Regions from separate parts of the Mus musculus genome. Here region 1 is linked to region 2. A link is a contact called in ENCODE Hi-C or POLR2A ChIA-PET data. All regions are on one chromosome and are shown on one strand. The core of a region is the stretch at or near the end of the contact, and the rest is flanking DNA. Distances in the headings are between cores, read along the strand shown.

Region 1 (3,377 bases), core at 630-3,129, 1.9 Mb after region 2:
TGGGTCCAATAGAAAGAACAACAATATTAACTAACCAGACCTGTCTTAGTCAGGGTTTCTATTCCTGCACAAACATCATGACCAAGAAGCAAGTTGGGGAGGAAAGGGTTTATTCGGCTTACACTTCCATTCTGCTGTTCATCACCAAAGGAAGTCAGGGCTGGAACTCAAGCAGGTCAGGGAGCAGGAGCTGATGCAGAGGCCATGGAGGGATGTTCTTTACTGGCTTGCTCAGCCTGCTCTCTTACAGAACCAAGACTACCAGCCCAGAGATGGTCCCACCCACAAGGGGCCTTTCCCCCTTGATCACTAATTGAGAAAATGCCTTACAGTTGGATCTCATGGAGGCATTTCCCCAACTGAAGCTCCTTTTTCTGTGATAACTCCAGCTGTGTCAAGTTGACACAAAACTAGCCAGTACAAGACCCATCAGTGCCCCCAGGAACTAAACCACCAACCAAAGAGTATATATGAGTGGGTTCATGGCTCCTGCTACATATGTAGCAGTAGCAGAGGACTGCCTTAACTAACATCAATGGGAGGGGAGGAGCTTGGTCTTGTGGAAGCTTGTTGCCCCCCTGGGGGTAGGGGGGGATGCTAGAAGGGTGAGGCAGGAGTGGGTGAGTGGGTAGGAACCCTCATAGAGGCAAAGGGGAGGGGATGGGATGGAGGTTGTGGAGGGGAGACCAGGAAGGGACAACATTTGAATGTAAATAAGTAAAATAATTACTACTAATAATAAAGACAAAGGAAGAAAAAAAGGAAAAAGAAAAAGAAAAGTTCTATTTTACTCTCAATACATGAGGGCCTACCTGGCTCTGTCAAGCATGTTCCTGGGTTTGAGAAAGAGCTATGCCATTTTCTATACATAAGGGCCTCACAGAAAGCCTTGCTTGATCAAGCCAGTCCTGGACCCAACAGTGTTTTCCCTTTTCAAAGAGTTGCCAGCCGGTGTTCTCCTGCGAATATGGCAGAACTATGCTTTTTCTCAAGAAGAAAACTAGCAGCACTTTGTGATAAACAGCCTTTAATGTTGATTGGGACTCTATAACGCTCCCTTGAGCAGCCAGTTCTTTGCTATGAGGATGGCCCTAGTGGCTGGTTGTCAATCAGAGTAGCCTCCTTTGTTAAGCACTGGAGCACTTTTCTGGACAATCCTAGTGAACAAATATATCTATCCTAGCATCCTGATCTCTAACGGGTCTGGTTAGCACACTACTTATCTGTAGGGTGTCTCAGAGGCATTCCTCCCTCAGCTAAACTCTACTTGCTGTCGCTTAACTATCTCCTAAGCATTGGTAAATCCTTTAACATCATCAATTCTACTCTTCTACACCACAGTTTGATATGGGAGTGCTACCCAACATGAGATGCCTTTTATAACTTCTACAGAATTAACTCCAAATAGGTCTTACAGCTAAATGTTAAATGATGGGGGAGTTAACTTTTAGAAGTAGAGAAACTAGGCCTCTCTGAGTTTGACATCCTGCTAAGGATGTTTCCACACACAAGTCTCTGAGCCAGATGCTTTGAGCAGATGCCGCCCTCATAGTGAAGTTATTCACAGCCCACCGCTGGGTTCAGGGAATGACTAGGACAAAAAGGGAAGTAACAGGTGGTCAGATCTGGCCACACTTACCACCCAGACCCAGGGACAAGCCACCATACCAACTTCTGCTACACAACTGCCTGCTCCTTCCCTCTGTGGGCAGTGGCTCTGCACTCACCATGTCGCGAATTAGCAACTTGCTAGAGCTTCCCTCACAGCACCCAGCAGCAGCGCTTAGAGAAAAACAATCAGAACTTTTCCAGCAGGGTCCGTTATAGAGCTGAAACTGCCGCAAGGAACCCGGAAGGTCCCGCCTTCTCTCCTGACTGACAAATCCACCCCAAGGCTCCGATTGGTCACTAAGTCTTGCGTAACATGAACAGCTCCACCTCAAGGTTCTGATTGGCCATTAAACCTCCCTTAGGGTTAGAATGTGCAGATGGGACTCCGCTTGGTTGCTGGCCTGGTCTTCCACTACAGTATCATTCTTTCTGCAGATACACAGAGATTTGAATTTCAGTAGCGCTTGTGCCTGTTTTCCAAAAGCATACCCGTCTGTCTTCCCATCCAGCTCTGGGGAGAACCCACCGCGTCAGCTCGGGCTGCTCCTCCCCTTTGTAGGAATTGACCCTGCCCTCCCTAGCTCTCTAAATCGGGAAATCTGGAGCTTGCTTGAACTACCTTTGCTTTATTCATTAGGCACTTCCCTTTCTTCCTCCGGAAATGAAGGTGGATATGTAATGGAAATCAAGCTTGCGTATGTAATTGCCAAAATTAGCCTGTAAGCGTTACCGGCCCAGGAGCCAGGTAACTTCTAGCGATTCTGGGAATTGTAGTTTTTTTTTCTAAGTAACCCTCGTGAGAAAGTGCGGTGGCCAAATTGATTATCTGTATAAACCCCTACAATATGTGACCGGGGGCTATTCCGGCTGGGAAATTCTGCGGATATTTCTGACCCAGGTCCATCTCTTGGTCAGTACCTAATATTTAATAAACTGTTGCTTTTAATTTGGACCGAAATGGTGGTGGGGGGGGGGGAGGAGGAGGAGGGGGGGGGGAGGAGGAGGAGGAGGATGAGGAGGAGGGGAGGAGGAGGAGGAGGAGGAGGAGGAGGAGGAGGAGGAGGAGGAGGAGGAGGAGGAGGAGGAGGAGGAGGAGGAGGAGGAGGAGGAGGAAGAGAAAAAGCCCCAAATTCTCTTTTCATCCCGGATAATGGAGGGGTGGGCTGACCCAGCTGTGTCTAGGGTCTCCAGGAAATGCATTCCCTCTGCAGAATCCCAAGGTGAATGGCAGACTCTAAACAGTAAGCTTCCTGTTGGTTCCTGGATTATGGTTAAGAGATACCCTGTCTGATAAACAGGGTGAAATTGATGGGGTTTGTACACCCCATTCGGGCAATTGGGAGACGCCTATTTTTTTATTTTACTTTTTTATTCTTTATTTTTATGTATTTATTTATTGAGTAATTTCTGCGTAGTTGGAAGTTCATCCAAGGCCATCAGTTATTTTCTGATCCGTTATTTGCCTTGGAGCCTTGGAAATGCCATCTACTGACGCTGGGTGACAGAAACTGCAGTGGCCCAGTATGTGGCAACTTCACCTGGGTTCCAACGCCTAGGCTGTTCAACAAAGCAATTTCCAGAGGATACCAGGCAGTCCAGGGATTATACAAGAAATCAGTTGAAACACAATCCTATTGGTAAAATTGTCATAATCAGTCTGGTGAAACCTCTGTGCGACACCAATTCAGTCTTTACTGTTGTCTGTTTTGTGACTTGTCCACATCCGGTCTGTCCTCGTGGGTTACTATTTAGGGGGCGTCTAAATT
Region 2 (3,396 bases), core at 666-3,165:
AACTTTACCTTTATTGCTTGGGATTCAACATGTGTGCTAAGGGCATGTTTGTATCCACCCAGACGGATTAAAGGTCTGTGCTAAGGGCTAAGCCACACCACAACTAGAAATAGGAATTTTTTTCCCACCAGTAAATAATACAATCTTGGGGTTCATTACAGTTTTTTACCTCTTGGGTTAGAATTCATGCATAGAATTCTAAACTGTTGGGTTGATTGTTGATATTATATCATGCAGCCATCAATGCTCTGATTCCAAAACATTCTGTCATCCTGCAGAGTAATTTAATATTTTTATAAATTTTTAATAATTTTATTTATTTACGTTCCAGTCACCCCCCCCCATGCCCTTCCCCACAGTTCCTCATCCCATTCCTCCTCCTCCTTGTCTCCACAAGTGTGCTCCCCCCACCAACCAAGCCTCCCTCTTCCCTGGGGCCTCAAGTCTCTTGAGGATTAAGCACATTTTCTCCCACTGGGAATATATATCTGCTATATATGTGCCAGGGGCCTCGAGTCGGCCCACGTATGCTCCTGGTTCAGTCTCTGGGAGCTTCCTGGGTATTTACAATTTTTTTTTGATACTTAAAATTTACTTTCTGTAGACATTTATCAAGTGCTTATTATATGATAGGTGGAGTATGTTTGAGATGTTTGAACAATTTTAGTTTAGGGTATTTCCATAGCTCAGGCCAGCTCTGCCTCAGTCTTTGAAGTTCTGAGGTTACAGTCCCTTGCCCCCAAGCCCAGCTTCATTTTCTTGGCATTAGTTTGTTGGCAGCTGAAATAAACCAAGTTGGCCTTGTACTCACAGAGATCCACCTGCCTCTGCCTCAGGAACGCTGGGATTAAAGGGATGCGCCATCACAGCCCATGAACCCACATTCTTACCTCTCAGTATCAATTGATAAGTATCTTATTAGATTTCATTTTATTTCATGGGCAAAAGTAGAAGGCATGAGTTCCTCTGAAACTGAATTTACAGGCAGTTGTGAGTTGACAGATGTGTGAGCTTGGGAAGAGAACTAAGGTTCTCTGGAAGAGCAATACACACTCTTTAACCTCCTATCCTCCAGCCCTTTTATTTATTTCTGTAATTAGTTTTTTGCCTTCAAGTTTGAGGTGGGTACCCAAGATTCAACCTCTGGTTTCAACCATGCTATGGAAGCATTGTATTACAGAGTGTTTCTGTGTTGTGTGTGTTTCTGTTCTGAGACTGGCCTTGAATCCAGTCTGTAGCCTTGTCAGATGCCTGATTTTCCTGCCTCAGCCTCCCATGTACTGGGATTACAGGACCTAGCTAGACTGGTCTCTAAATTTGGCAGTCTCTTTATCCCCACCTCCCTTTCAAAAGTAAATAACAGTTGCGCTTAAATTTTTTTTTTTAATCAACTTTTGGAAAAGCGAAATGGCTCAGCGAGTAAAGGTGCTTGCTTCTAAACCCTATGAATTGAGTTCGATCCCCAGGACCCATAAGGTGCAAAGGGGCCATCAACTCTAGCTAATTGCCCTTTAACTTCCACTCATGCTCTGTGGGACACATGTTCTTCTGCCACACTTTTCTTTTAACTAAATACATGCAATTAAAATTTTTAAATTAACCTTTTGTATAAAAATTCACGGCGATCCCTATACTAGCCATTGCGTGTAGTGGACAGTGCGAACGCACGACTCTAGACGGCAGGTCCAGCTCTGGAAGGCAGGAGTAAGTTCCTAAAAGGAAAACTCCTTCACGTGTGTACTCGGGGGACAAGCCACGGGCCACAAGGACCCGCTGGGCTGCCTTTGTCTCTTCGCTTCCACTCTCTCCTGTCACTCCGGCCTTGCTAGCCATTCAGAGCAGCCAGACCAGCTGTCCAATAAAGGGCGCTGCCGAGCGGCGAGAGGCGGGTTTTTCGCCGCCATGCTCCGGGTTCCCCTTTAAGGCTGAGCGAGGTGCCACTTGAGCCGCGCTTGCGAGCTCCGCTGCCAGGACCTGTGGGGAGAGTGCAGTCGAGATCGGAAGCCGCGCCATGGTGAGCAAGGGGCTGCTGTCCTCAGACGGGGAGGAGAGGCGGGCTGAGCCCCGGGAGGCCGTCTGGTGGAGCCTCCTTGCGGCTGGAGCGGAAGCGCTGTTCTGGGCCCCGGCTCTGGTCAGCTCCGCCCCTCGGGCCGCGCTTGCGTAGAGCGCAGAGCGCGGTGGCAGGAGGCTCCGCCCCTCTCGCCTTTTCGGGTGACGTCACTTTGTTACGGGCTCTTAGGCAGTGTTGTGAGTCCAGTTCGTCTCAGTTATCTTTAAGAGGTTCTGTACTTCGCATTTCATTATTTAGGTTTAGAATACACTTAGAGTTAATTTTCGTGACAGTTATAAAGTCCTTTATTAATTTCTTACATATAGATGTTAAGGTGGCTCACTAATATTTATTAATGAAGGGAATTCCTTGAGTTTTCTTTGTTTCTTTGTCAAAAACAGCTAACTGTATTCTTTTACCTTTATTTCCTAATTTTCTCTTTATCTTTTTATTGTGAAATAGGACATTTGTTTTGGCTTTTGAAATAGGGTCTCTCTACGAAGTCCTGGCTCCCTCCGGAGCTCTCTTTGTAGACCAGGCTGGCCTTGCATGCACTCACAGATATCCTGCCTCTGCCTCCGGAATGCTTTGATTAAAGATGCTGGGCTGAGAACATTCTCCAGAGTAGATTGCTTTTATTATTGTAGTTTAAACAAAGTTTTACAGTCAGATGATAGTGCGCGCGCGCGCGTGTGTGTGTGTGTGTGTGTGTGTGTGTGTGTGTGACCTATTCTAGTGTGCTGACTGTTTTCTTTAGAGATAGACACTCATGACTCAGTCTATGCTTAAACTCGCTGTGTTACCGAGGGTTAACTTTGAACTTCTGATCTTTCTTTTTTCACTCACCGCAAGAGTGAGTGTAATTCAAAAAGTGAAAGAAACTCGAAGTACGGAACCTCTTAAAGATAACGCAGAGAAACTAGACCTGCAATACCACCCGATTAAAGACTAAAGATATGTGTCAGCCATTTCTGTCTTTATGTAGTGCTTCAAAAGGAACCCAAGGCTTCTTCCTGCTCCTCAGAAGGCTCTATACCAACTGTGCTACTTACCAGTCTCATGTGTTTTCCCTTCCCGCACAATCTTTATTTTTAAGATTTATGTATTTTATATGTTTGAATGTTTTGTATGCATATTACATAATGCCTAGTTCCCTCGGAGGGGAGAAGATGGCGGTAAGTCCCTTGAGCTTGAGTTGATGTTTGTGAACCCCACGGGTGCTGAGAACCCAATGGGGAATCCCTTGCTAGAACAAGATTTCTTAACCACTTAGCTTTCTCTTTAACACTGCAGTTTTCTCATCCTGTGTTCAATTTCACTTTGCGAGGTCAAAAGACCCAGGGGTC

Evidence for each region. Hi-C counts contacts between places; a loop is a spot of excess contacts on that map. ChIA-PET counts read pairs that join two places held with the same protein, here RNA polymerase II (POLR2A).
Region 1: a map of T-helper 17 cell shows a loop between it and region 2 (7-fold over the local background). The contact joins the promoter of AI987944 here to the promoter of Zfp619 in region 2. A Hi-C loop is called at or near these places in 1 of 37 maps with a recorded cell type or tissue (T-helper 17 cell). POLR2A ChIA-PET finds 5 or more read pairs at or near these places in 1 of 5 experiments (embryonic stem cell).

The regions. Positions count from the first base shown.
Region 1 is chr7:41,391,500-41,394,876 of GRCm38, forward strand. It overlaps AI987944 (expressed sequence AI987944), which reads right to left and starts at 1,880. Exons shown (of 5, transcript NM_001199330.1): 1 at 1,728-1,880. Gm17102 (predicted gene 17102) reads left to right here and starts at 2,199. Exons shown (of 2, transcript NR_166533.1): 1 at 2,199-2,521.
Region 2 is chr7:39,515,851-39,519,246 of GRCm38, forward strand. It overlaps Zfp619 (zinc finger protein 619), which reads left to right and starts at 1,916. Exons shown (of 4, transcript NM_001004139.2): 1 at 1,916-2,014. The coding sequence starts at 2,012.